Linked DNA regions of Homo sapiens: region 1 is linked to region 2. The links are chromatin loops, found by intact Hi-C in ENCODE. Cell type or tissue: breast epithelium. All regions are shown on one strand. Links, peaks and the distances in the headings refer to the core of each region. The heading gives the core; the rest is flanking DNA.

Evidence for each region. Peaks named below come from ENCODE experiments on the same cell type or tissue, not always from the same donor. Only the 100,000 strongest peaks of a DNase experiment are listed, where the experiment ranks them.
Region 1: it touches region 2 in a loop (21-fold over the local background); 1 of 110 quality-filtered maps calls a loop at or near these places.

What each region holds. Positions count from the first base shown.
Region 1 is chr6:2,295,266-2,304,671 of GRCh38, forward strand. The region is part of intron 3 of GMDS-DT (GMDS divergent transcript); the gene reads left to right. Among named protein-coding and RNA genes, the nearest start is that of GMDS-DT, 54 kb to the left of the region's middle. In breast epithelium, for the core only: no CTCF peak of the experiment used is centred there; no DNase peak of the experiment used is centred there.
Region 2 is chr6:2,219,338-2,228,743 of GRCh38, forward strand. All of the region lies in intron 1 of GMDS (GDP-mannose 4,6-dehydratase), which reads right to left. Among named protein-coding and RNA genes, the nearest start is that of GMDS, 22 kb to the right of the region's middle. RefSeq lists enhancers at 2,605-2,674, 2,841-3,458 and a silencer at 7,418-7,712. In breast epithelium, for the core only: no CTCF peak of the experiment used is centred there; no DNase peak of the experiment used is centred there; H3K27ac peaks cover 703 bases.

The DNA of each region.
Region 1 (9,406 bases), core at 1,888-5,887, 74 kb after region 2:
GTAGAATGGACATTGGAGACTGACAAGGGGGAGGGGTGAAATGAGGATAAGGGATAAAAAACTGCATATTGGGTACAGTGTCCACTACTCAGGTGACAGGTACATTAAACTCTCAGACTTTCAACTATACAATTAATCCATGTAACCAAAAACCACTTGTACCCCTAAAGCTATTGAAATTTAAAAAGGAAAAAAAAGAATTATAGTTATTAATGTAGAATAACTATAAGTAAATTTAACAATTTTGTGAAATGAGATCAACATACAAAAAATCAATTTTTTAAATATTAGCAACAAAGTAACAAAAAAAGAAATAAGGAAGATGATATTACTTACAAAAAATTAAAAACCTTAGAATAAATCTAATCAAAGATATAAAAGATCTTTTTAAGTAGCTTTAAATAAATGGAGGGTTATATCATGTTAATGGGGTGGAAGACTCACGATTGTAAAGATTTTAGTTCCCCCCAAATCGATAGATTTAATCTAATCCTAATCAAACTCCCAGCAGGTTTATATAAAAATAAGCTGATTCTAAAATATATATAAAAACAAATGTGCCGCATATTGCAAAGGTGTGCTTGAAGAAGATTTGTAGATATTACTACTAGATTCTAAAACTTACAGTGATCGTAATTAAGACAGTGTGGTATTAGCACAGATAGGCAAGCTGACTAGATAACAGAATAGAAAATCCAGAAATAGACCACTATTGATTTTTTTTTTATAAAGGTGTTATTGTAGTGCAGTGGGTATGGTCTTCCCAATAAATGGTGCTGTGCCAATCAGATATCTATAAGTAAAATACATGTATCCAGAACGCTTCTTCTTTACAAAAACCACAAGAAGGATTTTAGACCTAATGTAACAGATTAAACTAACGAAGCTTTCAGAAGAAAGCATAAGAGAATATCTTTATGACTTTGGGGTTGGCAAAGACTTCATTAAAAAAGTATTCATCATACTTTATTGATACATTGAAAAATTGGGCTCCAAGAAAAATGAGAGCTGCTCTTTCTCAAAAGACACCATAATGGGAGCAAAGGCAAACGACACACTTGAAGTAGATATTTGCAGAGTATACACTTGGCAAAGGACTTGTATTCTGAAAAGGATTTAGGTAACAGGAAGGAGCTCCTTACAGTAGGGAATCCATTCAGAAGTTCAAACTGGTTTAGAGACACCTTGATTTAACACAATCACACTTCGGGCTCTCAAATGACTCCAGCTCACCCACCTTATGTATACATATGTGTGTGGGGGGGGGGATGGTCACACTACACTAAAACGAAAGTAGTTGGAGCTCCATCCCCTTATTCCTCTATTTCTATGAATTCTCCTGGTCTTTGCCCTTTGTTTCCTGTGCCCCTACTAAATGCCATCTCAGTTTATCCTTCCTCCTGTTTCCACCTCTCCTCTTCCCAACTAATGTGGGATATAGCATTGGTTTTTGTGTTGTTTTCAATTCCCACAAACTATCACTAACATATGGTAGTTGTGTAGTGCACCCCTGTACCAAAAAGCTTCTTTGGAGGCAGTGGCAGGGACGGGCAGGGGCAGTGGTAATGAGGATAAGCAAGCACCAATAGTTAGACTTCCTTGTTCTCATTTCCTCAGTCACTCTCATCTCCCCAACCCCCTTTCGCACCATGGGTTCCAGTTTACTGGGTTGCAAGGTCCTATCCCTCTATCTGAAAGTTTTTTCAGGAAACTCCAGATTCTTTTTTTTTTTTTTTTTTTTGACAGAGTTTCACTCTTAATTCTTTATCATGTAGACTAAACCATTTAGCTTTCTTTGTCTCACTCCTCTGCCTTTTGTGATCATGTCCTGTGGCTGATCTTTCAGCAAACTCCATTGACTTATTTCACCAAGCAAAGGAGAGGCATCTAGATAGGGATTTGGGGACTATCTTAAAGAATTATTCTTTAAAATCCCAAATTGAATTCATTAACGTAAGACACACCCTTCTCTCCTCCCAACGTGGTTCTTACACCAAGTTCTTCCTTTTCTTTTTCTTTAAAATTTTTTCAGGGGGTTCACACTGCATTGTCTAGGCTTGTTAGAAACTATGGGTTCTTGGGCTCTCAATGCAATAGAAATTGATGTGAGGCCCAAAGAGTTTTCCTGAGACTTCACTGGAGCTTATGCATGGGCATAAGGGAGGCAGCACAAGAGAGAGAGAATTCCCTCACTGACTCTTTGAAAAGGTTGGGATTTTTATTAGGCAAAGTGCAAGAATTGATACTGGGGGTAGGGTATACAGGCTGGGCTGGGTAAAGCACGTGAGGGGTAGGGTATAGAGGTCTGCACATCTGGTTGTGATGGTTGTATTGAGTAATGGGCCAACTGGCGGTCTCACCCATGGCAACAAGGCTGTAAATCAATTGTTCAGCTTTTGATTTTACAAGCTTATGGGTGGAGAGCACTTACCTTGTCTCAAAGAGACTTTGGACTTGGACTTTTGGGTTAATGCTGGAATGAATTAAGACTTTGAGGGAGTGTTGGGAAGGCATGATTGGTTTTGAAATGTGAAAAAGACCTGAGATTTGGGAGGGGCCAGGGGCAGAATGATATGGTTAGGCTTTGTGTTCCCACCCAAATCTCATCTTGAATTGAAATTTCCATAATCCCTATAATCCCCACGTGCCAAAGGAGAGACCAGGTGGATGTAATTGAATCATGGGGGCAGTTCCTCCATGCTGTTCTCACGCTAGTGGGTGAGTTCTCACAAGATCTGATGGTTTTGTAAGGGGCTTTTCCCCCTTTGCTCGGCAATTCTCCTTCCTGCTGCCTTGTGAAGAAGGTGCCTGGGTTTCCCTTCACCTTCTGCCATGATTTTAAGTTTCCCGAGGCCTCCCCAGCCATGCTGAACTGTGAGTCAATTAAGCCTCTTTCCTTTATAAATTACCCAGTTTTGGGCAGTTCTCTTTTTTTGAGACGGTGTTTGAACCAATACAAGAACCTTACATTTACAAGTAAGTGTAGTCTGAAAGTATTTCATCTTCAAGTAGATTCATGAAAATAACTGATAGGTTCAGGTTTCTGGTAACTTTGTTATACCTTGAATTGGGTAAGGATTTCCAGAACTCTGATAAGGAAACTCTTGGGTTCATAAAATTGCTAGAACCAAAATCTAGCAGAACAAGAATTAGTTACATGAGACTAAATGAACTCATGACATTTTATTTGAATCATTGCTGGTTTTGTTTTCCAGATTTAAGGAAAATTTTCTTTTTTCTCTTAGACTACCTATTGCTTACAGCAGCTTGGTAGATTACTCCTTTATAAACAAAATACAATTACTTTTTCTCCCTACTTGACCCGTCCAGAATTCAGAAGCTATTAGTGACTATCCTTTTTTCATGGCAATAAAGTTATTTATGTAAGTTCAATAAGAATCTGTTCTCTTCGTAACAGAACATAATTGGAAGCATTGGTTTTATAACCAAGGTTTTGACTGGAACGTCGTACTTGAGAATGTGTATAGATCAGATATGACCAAGCGATGCAGAATTTTTGTTCCTTAGTTAAGCTAAATCTGGATTCTTCTGCCACGACCAGGAAAAATTAGGCATGTGGACACTCTGAAGGGTGAGGACAGTGGAATTTATTGGGCAAAAAGGAAGAAAAAAAAAACTTTCAGCAAAGTGAGGGGTGTCCTGCCAATGGCCTCCCACCTCACAGATTGAATATCAGGCCCCCACACATGAGCTGAAGAGCCAGACTCCTCCCCCTGCATAAGGTGCAAATTCCTGGTCACTCCACCCCATTCCTCCAGTGCACATGTGGGCATTATTCAGAAAGAATCAGTTGGGAAAGGGTGGACAAACAGGGGCAGTTCTCCCTCTGGGTCGTGTTTTTCATCTGGGACCAGCAGTCCAATCTTTCAGCCTTCAGGCTGTTTTAGGCCTGAAGGTTGGGTTTCACTGGGTACTCTTCACTGTCTACTGTCTCTATCACAAGCAGCTTCAAGAAACTAAGGTTGAGGCCCAATGGCTCATGCCTCTAATGTAATCCCAGCACGATGGGAGGGTGAAGCACGTGGATTGCTTGAGTTCATGAGTTTTTGACCAACCTGAGCAACATGACGAAAACTCGTCTCTACAAAAAAAAAAAAAAAAAAAAAATACAAAAAATTAGCCAGGCATGGTAAGGCGCGCCTGTAGTCTTAGCTACTCAGGAGGCTGAGGTGGGAGGATGGCTTGAGCCTGGGAGGCAGAGGATGCAGAGAGGCGGAGGTTGCAGGCAGACAGAGGTTGTATTGAGCTGAGATGGCGCCACTGCCCTCCAGCCTTGGTGACAGAGCAAGACCCTGTCTCAAAAAAAATAAAAATTTAAAAAAGAAACGAAGGTGGATTTTATAATGCCAATTAATCTCTCTTCCCTTTGGAAAAACTGGACTGATACCCGGCTTACAGGGTTCTGGGCCTTACAGGTGAGAAAAGAATGTCACTTCCTGGCAGGCCCAGGACCCTAGGATATCTTGAGGATCTCAACAAGAGAAGAATTCATCCAAATCTGTAGGTATTGTTATTGGAAAGGGGTACTAATACAGACTCCATTTAATACAGACACATTTAACGCAGTGTGTCGAGGGAACTTTATAGCACTAAATGCCCACAAGAGAAAGAAGGAAGGATCTAAAATTGACACCCTAACATCACAATTAGAAGAACTAGAGAAACAAGAGCAAACAAATTCAAAAGCTAGCAGAAGGCAAGAAATAACTAAGATCAGAGCAGAACTGAAGGAGATAGAGACACAAAAAACCCTTCAAAAAATCACTGAATCCAGGAGCTGTTTTTTTAAAAAGATCAACAAAGTTGACAGACTGCTAGTAAGACTAATAAGAAAAGAGAAGAATCAAAAAGACGCAATAAAAAATGATAAAGGGGATATCTCCACTGATCCCACAGAAATACAAACTACCATCAGAAAATACTATAAACACCTCTATGCAAATAAACTAGAAAATCTAGAAGAAATAGATAAATTCCTGGACACATACACCCTCCCAAGACTAAACCAGCAAGAAGTGGAATCCCTGAATAGACCAATAACAGGCTCTGAAATTGAGGCAATAATTAATAGCCTAACAACCAAAAAAGTCCAGGACCAGACAGATTCACAGCCGAATTCTACCAGAGGTACAAAGAGGAGCTGGTCCCATTCCTTCTGAAACTATTCCAATCAATAGAAAAAGAGGGAGTCCTCCCTAACTCATTTTATGAGGCCAGCATGATCCTGATACCAAAACCTGGCAGAGACACAACAAAAAAAGAGAATTTTAGACTAATATCCCTGATGAATATCTATGCGAAAATCCTCAATAAAATACTGGCAAACCGAATCCATCAGCACATCAAAAAGCTTATCCACCAAGATCAAGTCGGCTTCATCCCTGGGATGCAAGGCTGGTTCAACATGCTCAAATCAATAAACGTAATCCATCACATAAACAGAACCAAAGACAAAAACCACATGATTATCTCAATAGATGCAGAAAAGGTCTTTGACAAAATTCAACAGCGCTTCATGCTAAAAACTCTCAGTAAACTAGGTATTGATGGAACATATCTCAAAATAATAAGAGCTATTTATCACAAACCCACAGCCAATATCATACTAAATGGGCAAAAACTGGAAGCATTCCCTTTGAAAACCGACACAAGGCAGGGATGCCCTCTCTCACCACTCCTGTTCAGCATAGTGTTGGAAGTTCTGGCCAGGGCAATCAGGCAAGAGGAAGAAATAAAGGGTATTCAATTAGGAAAACAGGAAGTCAAATTGTCTCTGTTTGTAGATGACATGAGTGTATATTTAGAAAACCCCATCGTCTCAGCCCAAAATCCCCTTAAGCTAATAAACAACTTCAGCAAAGTCTCAGGATAGAAAATCAATGTGCAAAAATCACAAGCATTCCTGTACGCCAATAACAGACAGAGAGCCAAATCATGAGTGAACTCCCATTCACAATTGCTACAAAGAGAATAAAATACCTAGGAATCCAACTTGCAAGGTATTTGAAGGACCTCTTGAGGGCGAACAATAAACCACTGCCCAACGAAATAAAAGAGGACACAAACAAATGGAAGAACGTTCCATGCTCATGGATAGGAAGAATCAATATCGTGACAATGGCCATACTACCCAAGGTAATTTATAGATTCAGTGCCATCCCCGTCAAGCTACCAATAACTTTCTTCACAGAATTGGAAAAAACTACTTTAAAGTTCATATGGAACCAAAAAGAGCCCGCATTGCCAAGACAATCCTAAGCAAAAAGAACAAAGCTGGAGGCATCATGCTACCTGACTTCAAACTATACTACAAGCCTACAGTAACCAAAACAGCATGATACTGGTACAAAAACAGAGAGATAGACCAATGGAACAGAACAAAGGCCTCAGAAATAACACCACACATCTACAACCATCTGATCTTTGACAAACCTGACAAAAACAAGCAATGGGGAAAGGATTCCCTATTTAATAAATGGTGTTGGGAAAACTGGCTAGCCCTATGTAGAAAGCTGAAACTGGATCCCTTCCTTACATCTTATACAAAAATTAATTCAAGATGGATGAAAGACTTAAACGTTAGACCTAAAGCCATAAAAATCCTAGAAGAAAACCTAGGCAATACCATTCAGGACATAGGCATGGGCAAGGACTCCATGACTAAAACACCAAAAGCAATGGCAACAAACGCCAAAATAGACAAATGGGATCTAATTAAACTAAAGAGTTTCTGCACAGCAAAAGAAACTATCATCAGAGTGAACAGGCAGCCTACAGAATGGGAGAAAATTTTTGCAGTCTACCCATCTGACAAAGGGCTAATACCCAGAATCTACAAAGAACTTAAACAAATTTACAAGAAAAAATCAAACAACCCCATCAAAAAGTGGGCAAAGGATATGAACAGACACTTCTCAAAAGAAGATATTTATGCAGCCAACAGACACATGAAAAAATGCTCATTGTCACTGAATGCTCATGCATTTCTCATCAGAAATGCAAATCAAAACCACAATGAGATACCATCTCACACCAGTTAGAATGGTGATCATTAAAAAAGTCAGGAAACAACAGGTGCTGGAGAGTAAGTGGAGAAATAGGAACGCTTTTACACTGTTGGTGGGAGTGTAAACTAGTTCAACCATTGTGGAAGTCAGTGTGGCGATTCCTCAAGGATCTAGAACTAGAAATATCATTTGACCCGCCATCCCATTACTTGGTACATACCCAAAGGATTATAAATCATGCTACTATAAAGACACATGCACACGTATGTTTATTGTGGCACTATTCACAATAGCAAAGACTTGGAACTAACCCAAATGTCCATCAATGATAGACTGGATTAAGAAAATGTGGCACATGTACACCATGGAATACTATGCAGCCGTAAAAAAGGATGAGTTAATGTCCTTTGTAGGGACATGGGTGAAGCTGGAAACCATCATTCTGAGCAAACTATCGCAAGAACAGAAAACCAAACACCACATGTTCTCACTTATAGGTGGAAATTGAACAATGAGAACACTGGGACACAGGGCGGGGAACATCACACACTGGGGTCTGGCATGGGGTGGGGGTATGGGGGAGGAATAGCATTAGGAGAAATACCTAATGTAAATGACAAGTTAATGGGTGCAGGAAACCAACATGGCATATGTATACCTATGTAAAAAAAAACCCGCATGTTGTGCACATGTACCCTGGAACTTAAAGTACTAAAAAAAAAAAAAAAAAAAAAAAAATAGTCTGACTCTTGTAGAGCTCTGGCAATGGCTAATTAATTATGGTGTTTCTAGAAGTTAAATCGACAGGAAGCCTACTGCATTTCTGCTTAATTTATAAAAGCAGAAAACTTCTAGGTCGAATGGACAAAATACTGATTTGAATTATAAAAAGAGAGAATCACAGCCCCTCAATTTCCAGACTTGAGCCAGTTTACAGATCTGGAGCCCCTTGAATGAAGGGGAGGCCAGGTACCCTTCAGGAAGGACCCCACTACATTACCAACAATTTATGTAGTGAATCTTTCACCCATCCTTCCTCAAGGAGACCTCTGGCCTTTTACCAGGGTAACTGTGCACTGGGGAAAGGGAAATGATCAGATATTTCAGGAACTGTTGGACACTGGCTCTGAGCTCACATTGATTCCAGGGGACCCAAAACATCATTGTTGTCCTCCAATTGAAGTAGGGTCTTATGAAGATCAGGTAATTAATGGAGTTTTAGCTCAGGTCCGACTTAACATTGGGTGCGCTGGTTCCCTAGACTTATCCTGTGGTCATTTCCCCAGTGTCAGAATGCATATTTGGCATAGACATCCTTAGCAGCTGGTAGAACCCCCACATTGGCTTCCTGACTGGTAGGGTGAGGGCTATTATGGTGGCAAAGGTCAAATCAAAGCCATTAGAGCTGCCTCTACCTAGAAAAATAGTAAATCAAAAACAACATCACATCCCTGGAGGGACTGTGGAGATTAGTGCTACCATCAAAGATTTGAAAGATACAGTGGTGGTGATTCCCAAAACATCCCTGTTCAACTTTCCTATTTGGTCTGTGAAGAAGACAGATGGGTCTTGGAGAATGACAGTGGATTATTGTAAGCTTAACCAAGTGGTGACTCCAATTGCAGCTGCTGTACAAGATGCGGTTTCATTGCTTGAGCAAATTAACACATCTCCTGGTACCTGGTATGCCACCATTGACTTGGCAAGTGCATTTTTTTCCATTCCTGTTCATAAGGCCCACTAGAAGCAATTTGCCTTCAGCTGGCAAGGCCAGCAATATGCTTTTACTGTCCTACCTCAGGGATATATCAACTCTCTGGCTTTGTGGTATAATCTTTTTCGGAGAGACCTTGATTGCTTTTCGCTTCCACAAGATATCACACTGGTCTATTACATTGATGCCATTATGCCGTTTGGATCCAGTGAGCAAGAAGTAGTAAACTCACTGGACTTATTGGTGAGACATTTGTGTGCCATAGGATGGGAAATAAATCTGGGTAAAATTCAGGGAACTTCCACCTCAGTAAAATTTCTAGGAGTCCAGTGGTGTGGGGTCTGTCGAGACATTCCTTCTAAGGTGAGGGTTACGTTGCTGCATTTGGCCCCTTCTACAACCCAGGAAGGGGCACAATGCCTAGTGGGCCTATTTGGATTTTGCAGGCAACACATTCCTCATTTGGATGTGTTACTCCGGCCCATTTGTCAAGTGACCCAAAATGCTGCCAGTTTTGAGTGGGGTCCAGAACAGAAGGCTCTACAACAGATCCAGGCTGCTGTACAAACTGCTCTGCTACTTGGGCCATATGACCCAGCAGATCCAATGGTGCTTGAGGTGTCAGTGGCAGATAGGGATGCTGTTTGGAGCCTTTGGTAGGCCC
Region 2 (9,406 bases), core at 3,632-7,631:
AAGAGCATGCTGTCATTAGGCCATCAGCCAACAGTGCATCCTGTTAAGTGAGAAGACAACATAGAACTTACTATATGGACGATATTCGTAATCACTTTACACAGGATCCTCTAAACCAGTGCTTCTCAAACTGTCTGCAGTAAAGAACTAGTTATTGTCAGCATCCTCATTTTAAATTTCTAATCCATCATGAACTGGTTCTTTTGTAAAATACAACTGAAGGTGAGTTACTAAAAAAAAATGATTAGATGTAAATGTCTCAGGAACTTGCTATAAAAGCTTCTAAATTTACTCTCATTTTCTGTACTTACCTTGTCACAGACCAGTAACAAACAGAGCACCGACCACACCAGTTAAAAGACCACACCTCCTGGGCACCAACTTAAACCAGAAACTTTAAAAAAAAATTCCCTCTGATTTCAGTATCATGAATATTGCTCCTGAGCAGCCGGGTCACTTCCGTTTTCTTCAAATGTCATAAATTATACAACTACAGGTTAAGCATCCCTAATCTGAAAATCCAAAATGTCCCCAAATCCAAAACTTTTTTAGTGTCAACATGGCACCAGAAGTGGAAAATTCCACCCCTCTGGTCCCAAGCATTTCAGATAAGGGATATTCAACCTATAATGGTGACAATGAAGATGATGTCAACACTGCAGAAAAAGTGCCCAGAGACAACATGTTGAAAATGTGTGAAGGGCTTATTCAAGGGCTAGGGCAGTGTGCATTCACAATAAAACATGAAATCCTGTCAGTGTATAAAATCAAAGACTTGTAAGACAAAAATCATGGCTAATGAGGCAGATGACTCCGGAGGAAACATCTTTAAAAGCCATCCAGCAGAACGCCTCCTTATCCCTAGAGGACTCAATTTCCCGGTCCTTCAATACTTCTGATGTTTCTTTTCACCCACCAAACACAAGATACAGGTACGGTAACCTTTTAGTCAACACAAGGCCTCACAGATGGAGACGGAAAGCCTGCTGCTGTGTGCTGTTGCTGTGGTTTAGCAGCTGGTACAGATGTCTGGTGATGCTCTGTGCTGCTTGGTTACCCTGACACTTATTTTCTCGCTGTAATAATGGCATGTCATATTTTTTACTGTTAAGTGCTTTAATGTGAATAGATGTGAGACAATAATTGCTTATACGTAGCATATAAATTCAGCCTCAAGAAGGATGGGGATGCCAGACAACTACAGACTGTCCACATGGGTGGCTCAGATAGAGTCACCTTCACTTTCTGACAGTTCAATGTACACAAACTTTGCTACACACATAAAATTACTTAATGTGTTGTATAAAATTACCTTCGGGCTATGTGTTTAAGGTATATATGAAGATAAACAAATTTCATGTTTAAACTTGGGTCCCACCCCCAAGATTTGTATATACATTTCTCTACGTATATGAAAATATTTCAAAATCGGAAAAAAAAAAAATCTGAAACACTTGTGCTCCCAAGCACTTCAGATAAGGGATACTCAACCTGTACTTGTATGTCCCTGTTTGATAATGGTAATAAAGCTGTGGCCTTCTAAGAAGGGATGTACAAGCTCAGGCACAGTGGTTCACACCTGGAATCCAAGCATTTGGGGAGGCCAACGTGGGAAGATCACTTGAGATTAGGAGTTCACAACCAGCGTGGGGAATACAGCAAGACCCCGTCTATACAGAAATTTTTTAATTAGCCAGGCATGGTAATGTACACCTGTAGTACATTACCACAAGTAATGTACTCCTCAGGAGACTGAGGTGGGAGGATTGCTTGAATCTAAGAGTTTGAGGTTACAGGAGCCACTGTACTCCAGCCTAGGCAACAGAGCAAGAAGCAACACCCAATCTCAAACAAATAAACAAAAAAACACAAAATTGTGGCTCAAAGATTACCTCTCAGCTTTATTCCTGGCTTCACGTAGAATTCCAGTTCTCACTTGTAATATCATGATTTATCCATCTGTTTTGACTTCAATTGCATTTTATTATTTTAATCAAGCTCCCTTAAACACAATATTACATTACTTAAAGTAGTGTCATCTAAAATGTTCTTTTTTTTTTTGAGACGGAGTCTTGCTCTGTCACCCAGGCTAGAGTGCGGTGGCGCAATCTCGGCTCACTGCAAGCTCCGCCTCCCGGCCTCCCGGGTTCACACCATTCTCCTGCCTCAGCCTCCAGAGTAGCTGGGACTACAGGCACCCGCCACCACGACCGGCTAATTTTTTGTATTTTTAGTAGAGACGGGGTTTCACCGTGTTAGCTAGGATGGTCTCCATATCCTGACCTCGTGATCCGACTGCCTCGGCCTCCCAAAGTGCTGGGATTACAGGAGTGAGCCACCATGCCCGGCCTTAAAATGTTCTTTTAACAAAGGGATTTTAGTGAATTTTGCAACATGAGTAAATGAATTAATGAGAATATCATATTCACATTATAGCAGTCCCAAGCAAAAAGAAAACAAACAACAACGAAAAAAGAAAATACTCTCAGAATGTGCCATGGGGTATAAAAGAAGAAAAAGAAGACAATCTGTGGCCACTGCCCACAGGGGCAACAGGAAACTTGGTGCTGCCCCTTTAAGAAGCCGCCAGGTCAGTGGGAAGAAAAAGAGAAAATGAAAGTCAAAGGGCCGTAAAGAAACAGGTTTTCTTAAATAGGAAATACAAAAATTAAACAGTAATTCTACCTAAATTATTCTCCAAAATAATGAAAAGCAACAATGTTTCAGTCTAGGCTCCCCTGCATGGAGGTGATTAGCTGGAAGCGACTAGTATGCTGAAGTCTGATAATGACAGCTTTTACACACTGTCACCAAATTACGATGCAAATTCTATGGAAATCATTAGACCAGCACTCACTGTAAGAAGTATGATCTGGGATTGAGTTTTGGAGCTTCTCAGAGGTTTACTCCGATCCTGTCAATCTGACTGCAGAGCTGCTTTCCCTAGGCGTCTAAAATGCTCTCCTGGGGTTAGAGACCACACCCTGGTGCAGTGAATGGGATTCCTCCAATTCCAAATGGCTCCAAAACCTCTGCTTTCTCCCTCAACTGCTTCCATTCTCACTGCTTATCTCCGACCCTTTGGCCCAAATGTCTCCATTCATTCGGTGCCTCATTACACAATTATTGGGTACTCATCAGGTGCTTAAGCACTGGTGAATGTAAACAATAGAAGCTTGGTCCTTGAGGCATACTGATTCTGTTAGGCAATTTAAGAATACTCACAGCAAAGGGGGAATACTGTAATAGACGCAATTACCAGCCAATTAGGAACAAAAAAAGGAAATGCTGTACTAAGAAATGCTGTGCTGCTTGAGAAGGTCAGGGCAGGCTGAGAGTGGAGCACAGGATGAGTGGCAGGTTTCCAGGCGGTCAGTAGGCACCACAGTAGGTGTGGGGGAAATCTGGACAGATACAAACACGAGCAACATTGAGAAAGACAGTGAGGCAGTTAATTTTGTGTGCTAACTAGGATATGCCAACCAGACTTGGTCAAACACCTGCCTAGATGTTGCTCTGAAGGCTATTTTTTAGATGTGATTAACATTTAAATCAGTACACTGAGTAATACTCCCTACAATGTGAGTGGGCTTCATCCACTCAAAGACATTACCCAGGAGGAACAACTAATTCTGCCTCCAAGCGGCCTAGATGTTGGACTGGAGCTGCAACATCAACTCTTTCCTGTGTCTCTAGCTTGCCAGCCAGCCCTGCAAATCTCAGACTTGCCAGCCCCCACAATGACATGAACCAATTCCTTCAAATCAATCAATCAATCAATCAATCAATCAATAGCGCGCTCTCTCTCTCTCTATATATATATACACACATATATATATATCCATATCCATCCATCCCACTGGTTCTGTTTCTCCAGAGAACCATGACTAATGTGGATATGGTGAATTCAAGAAACTATCCGTACAAAATGGCTGGGTTACAAAACACACACAAGCCAGGGGGCATGTGGTGCAAAGGCAGGAAAGTGCTAGTCACAAAGGCACTGGGACACTGGAGAGTTTACACTCCCCCCAGGGCAAGAGAGAGCCACCAATAGTTTAAGCTGAGGAGCGACCATCTGACATGATCAGATGGTCACTCCAGCTAAAACTCACTGGCAGCAAATGAATGGAAAAAAAAAAGACTGGAAGCAGAAGACCAGGTAGGAGGTTACTATAACAGCCCAGGCAGGACAAGGTAACTGATGTGGGCAAGGAAAGGACAAGAGATGACACCGCTACCAAAGCTATGCTAGTGGGGTAAAATCAGCAGGACCTGCTGGTGAAGACATGAGGAGTGAGGGGAAAGGAGGACGATAGGATGACTCCAAGATTTCTGACTTTGGCTCCCAAATGGATTGTGGTCCTGCTTTGAAATAGGGTGGGGAAAAACACAGAGATGATAGAAGGGAGGGACATGTGGAGTAGGAGATGTCTATGAAATACCTACATGGAAATGTTGAGGCATTTGGAACTCAGGGTCTGGAACTCAGGAAACAAATCTGGACTGGAGACAAGGCTTTGGGATTCACAAGGGAAGAGTGACTGCAGTTGTAGACATAGAAAGTGAACAAAGTAGGAGAGAGTCAGGAATGGTATGTTAAGACACACTAACCTGCAAGGGTGGGCAGAACAATGCACTGACAAAGAGGTACAAGGAAAACCAGCAGAGGAGGGAAAATCAAGAGGAAAAGTGACAGTGATAACACACGCCAACAAAGCAAGTAAGACAAGGACTGAAGTTGCAGGGTTTAGCCGTGAAAGGTAATTTAGAAGATCTTATATAACAACAGTTTAGGGTAGGATGGGGAAAGCAACCAAATATAATGAGTTGAACAGTCCTTAAGAGATAAGAAAATGGACATAGTGACTGAAGCCACTGGGCTGTGAAACAAAGGCTGGGGGAATAATGAGAAAGATACTGACAGCCCGTTGTGGAACCCTAGAAATTATCCACCCTTATTGACACAGGTGTTGGGTTACTGTGCTTCATCTTTAATTCAGCTCTGTTGCAGGGATCCCTAATGCAGAACACTGACCACAGGGCCACAATGACTTCTGGACATTAGACTCAGACAACTTGGCATTTTCAGTTTGGTGATGATGTTGGAAACTGTTTTCAATTTGCAACCTAATTGCTTCCCAAATAAAGATCTCAATGATGCTTCTCATAGGAGAAATACATATATTCTAAAGAGTGCACTGAGTAGTTTTTAGCTATTTTACATATAATTTTATAGTTATAGGAGCGAAGATCAGTGATCAGAAATATTTTATGTACAAGTTTGGTATTATGTCTCAGAGAAAAAAAATCATAAGTATAGCATTTGTTAATGAACACCAAGTACCTTCATAAAAACATGTTTATTTGAACATGCAAATAAGAGTTAGTTGTTTACTCTCATCAAAATTATAGCGTGTCTTCAGGAAAAGAATTCTAGGTCAAAGCAGACTAATGTTCAGGACAGCCAAGAGTAAAACATTAATGAATATTTATTAATATTATGTGCCAGACACTGTGTCCTTCAACCCTCACCTATGGCTAGTACCATTATCCTCACTTTACAAAAGAGAAAACTGAGGCACAGAGAGGCTGAATAATTACTTGAAAGTCACAGAACTGAGAACTGGCAGAGAGGAGATTTGAACGCACGTACGTCCACACGATGTCAGACGCTACCTGAGATGAACAGTAAGCCTTGGCCGGGCATGGTGGCTCAGGCCTGTAACCTCAGCACTTTGGGAAGCCGAGGTGGGTGGATCGCTTGGGCCCAGGAATTCAAGACCAGCCTGGGCAACATGGTGAAACCTCGTTTCTATAAAAAATACAAAAAAAAAAAAAAATTAGCTGGGCATGGTAGTGCACAACTGTGGTCCCAGCTACTCGGGAGGCTGAGGCAGAAGTATTGTCTGAGCTGGGGAGGTCAAGGCTTCAGTAAGCCAAGACTGCACCACCGCACTCCATCCTGAGTAACCAAGCAAGACCCTGTCTCAATAAATAAACAAACAAACAAATAAATAAGCCTTTATCCTATGATCTCATTAAAGACAGAGGTGCCCCCTAACTTGCCCTTTAACTTGCAGTCTTGATCCCTGCAACAAAGCTGAACTAAAGATGAAGTGCAATACCAAACTGCTCCCTAACTTGTACCTTCTCCTGCTCCTATGCCACAGCTCTCTTCCATAAGTTCATTCTGAAGAGTCCTAGGCTGTTCTATGCAAATGACGAATCATTTGCCAACCCTTAGATTTTCCGGCTTGCATCCGGATCAGTGTGTTGGCTGTAAACCAACCAACACAGATGATCAATATTACAGCACAAAGGAAGTAAAAAGCCTTTGTGATTATCCAGTAAGCTAGGGATCAGAAAAGAATGATTGCAAAATCCTAACGTACAGTAGAATAAGGAAATGTTTCCAGGTATTTGTCAGAAAAGGGCCAGCTTCCATCTGGACCATGACCTACAAACAACATTAATGCTCCTAACAGAACTATTTAAATAAGATTCCACTGTTTGTTCTCTGAAATCTCCTGGGACACAATGACTACCTAGAAGGTAATCAGACCTCGACCACAGGAGAGCCAAGGACTGCCATTCCAGCTTTCCTGCCATTCTCACTTCCTGGCAGGTGAACTCTGCTCCCATTCCAGCCCCTGAAAGCCTAACCTAAGAAAAGAAAAAAAGAGAGAGGAATAGAAAAGAAAAAACTGTGAAAAGAAAGAAATGAAATAGAGGCAGAAAACAAAGAGGAGGGAGAAAGGAAACAATTACACTAGAGGTAGTTTCTGCTAGACCAACACTGAGCCAGGCCATCCCAGTTTTCACTCTCTTCTGGACACTCACCAACAATATACTTTAATTTTGTCAAAACTGCCTTTGGGTGAGGCATCCTGATTCCTGGGTAGAAATAACATGAAACCCGTGAAGTCAGAGACTCTTCTATAGTAGAGACCCAGAATGCAGTTCACTAATTTTGAAAGAATTTGTCAGAGCTGTAGGAGACCTGTGAGATCATGATTGCTGTTCCCATCTAAGAGTTAGATTCTGCCTATGATAACTGTCCATAAGGGCAACATTCCAACTAAATTTTCGCATTACTGTGTGCTACAATTAATTTTTTTAATCCAGTTAATAAAGTGCTTTCACAGAGTATATCATTAACAAAAGTTAATCGATAAATACTCCAGAGCAATAGCCCCAACAACAGAGATATTATAACCCTCCTATCAGAATACACAGAAATGGAATATGAGTATCTGGAAATGCAAACTTCAGCAAACATCACAGGAATTTTTTTAAGTGTTTGCATATAACATGTCAAAAACTAATGAACTCTGATTCTACTAGCATTTACTCTCCTAAATTCTATCACTCAAAATAATATGAAACCATTAAAAACACCTAACATGTGAACTAAAATATACACACAAATGTCTATGACAATCATAATAGGAGGTGCTAAGCTGGTTAACTAACAAGATCTCTTGAGGCTGGGATTTTCCTCACCCTAGACCCCCAGATGCATTCATCCCTGGAGTCCCTCGTACTCAATCAGTACTTGATGACTCTGAAAGAATCATCCAGGAATGATTCCAGATGGAATTTAAGTTCCATATCCAACTCAAGGCCAGTAACATTTGCTGAAAAGCAGTGAAGTCAATCAGTAACAAGTTAGTCAAAACAATGAAGAAAAGATAATGCAGGCAGTAATTACTTCTGAGTGGTGGGATTGCGGGTGTTGTTTTTTTTCCCCCTGAAACTTTATATCCTCCTATACTTCCAATTTTTCAATAGTGAACATTATTTTTACTATTCTGAATAAATGTTAAGGAAAAAAGTTTATGAAATATATATATTTCCATATATATGTCATATATATATATAAAATGTTTCAAGTCACTACTACGGTCCCCATAAATGAATGGTTCTCAACCACAACACCTCACTTTTCAAACACCTCAGAATGTTTCTAAAAACAGCCAGCTCCAAGTTCTACCCTAAGCCCACTGAACTGCATAGAAGAGCCAAGAGTTATTCAACCTGCCCAAGTAATTCTATTACACCACCAACATCAGAACCATGCTTTATGGATGCTTCAACTACAAATGGCAAGTTTCTTATCTTTGGAGAGGACTGAAATCAAAGGTCAGAACATCAACAAAAAAGCAAAGTATTCTTTTGGAACAAGCTCCATATCTAGAGAAACAGCTGATTCTAGTGAGAATTTCAGTAGTTCCTAGAGAGTGACTGTGGAAAAGGCAAGCACAGCAGGAGACACCTGAGATTGCACTGGATGCAGGGAGTGAGGTGCCAATTGTGGCTGGAACTATAGGAAGGAGCGGGCAGGCCAGAGCTGTTTCCCTGGGATTCCAGAACAGAAGGCTGTGCCACACAGAGGTCCCCTGGGTCACAATAGCAGCTGAATCTCAGTGGCCATGACAGCAAGGCAACAACGGGGCCAGCTCCCCAAGGTCCATGTAAGTGCAGCTGCCCAGGACTCCCCTTGCTGTCCAGACATAGGCTCTCCTACCTGCTTCCAACTTCAGTTCTGTGGCATTTCCAGGAAATATGGGTAGTTAACACATAACCATGCTCAATGAGAGCCAACCTGTGGCTGTGCGGCCCTTTCTCGGCACGTGGCCCAAGCCTGTGCTGGGTCTACGCAGTGAAGTACAAGGTAAAAAGAAGGCAAGCAGCTTCTTACACCTCCCTCCCAGTGCTGAACCTAGACAAAATGTACCCCTCTTAGCACCTTTAGGAACTTTTCCTAGAGAAACAAGAATGGCAGGCACCTATCTGAGTGTGCTTGGTTCCTCTTGGATATAAAGTGCAAGCCTGTGTCACCTTCTGTGTCACTCAGGATTAAACGTTTATGACATCCCACCACTGATCTAAAAGGATCCACTCACAGAGGAAAATGAAGACTGAAAAGCCAACACCAACACCACCCTTCTGTGCTTCTCAGCACTTCTGGGCCTTCACGTCCTCCTTTTCCTCCCCCACCTTTATAAGCACTCTCCTTTTCTTCAATATACACTCCAAACCCTCTCCGTCCCACCTTAAGTGATCTGCCTTGAGCTGAGCCCGTTTTTTAAACAGGTAAAACTGCTTTTAAGAGAAAGAAACATTTCTCCCATGCAGAGTACAATTAAGAAAGCATCCCTTCCCCATCCCCAGGGCAGCCATGCCTCCTTCCACCTAAGCTTGGTGAGCTTTGGAACTGGTGGTAAGAACTGATCCAAAGTGTGTGCTTTAACAAATCCTTCCAAAGAAAACTTGGAAATCAGCTATTTAAACTTGGAGTCCACTTCTCTGTAGGAAGGGCATTCATTTGAACACAAATTTAGTTCCTGCGCCATAATGTGCAGTGTTAAGAGTAACCCTGAACAATGCATTTGCTGCATGG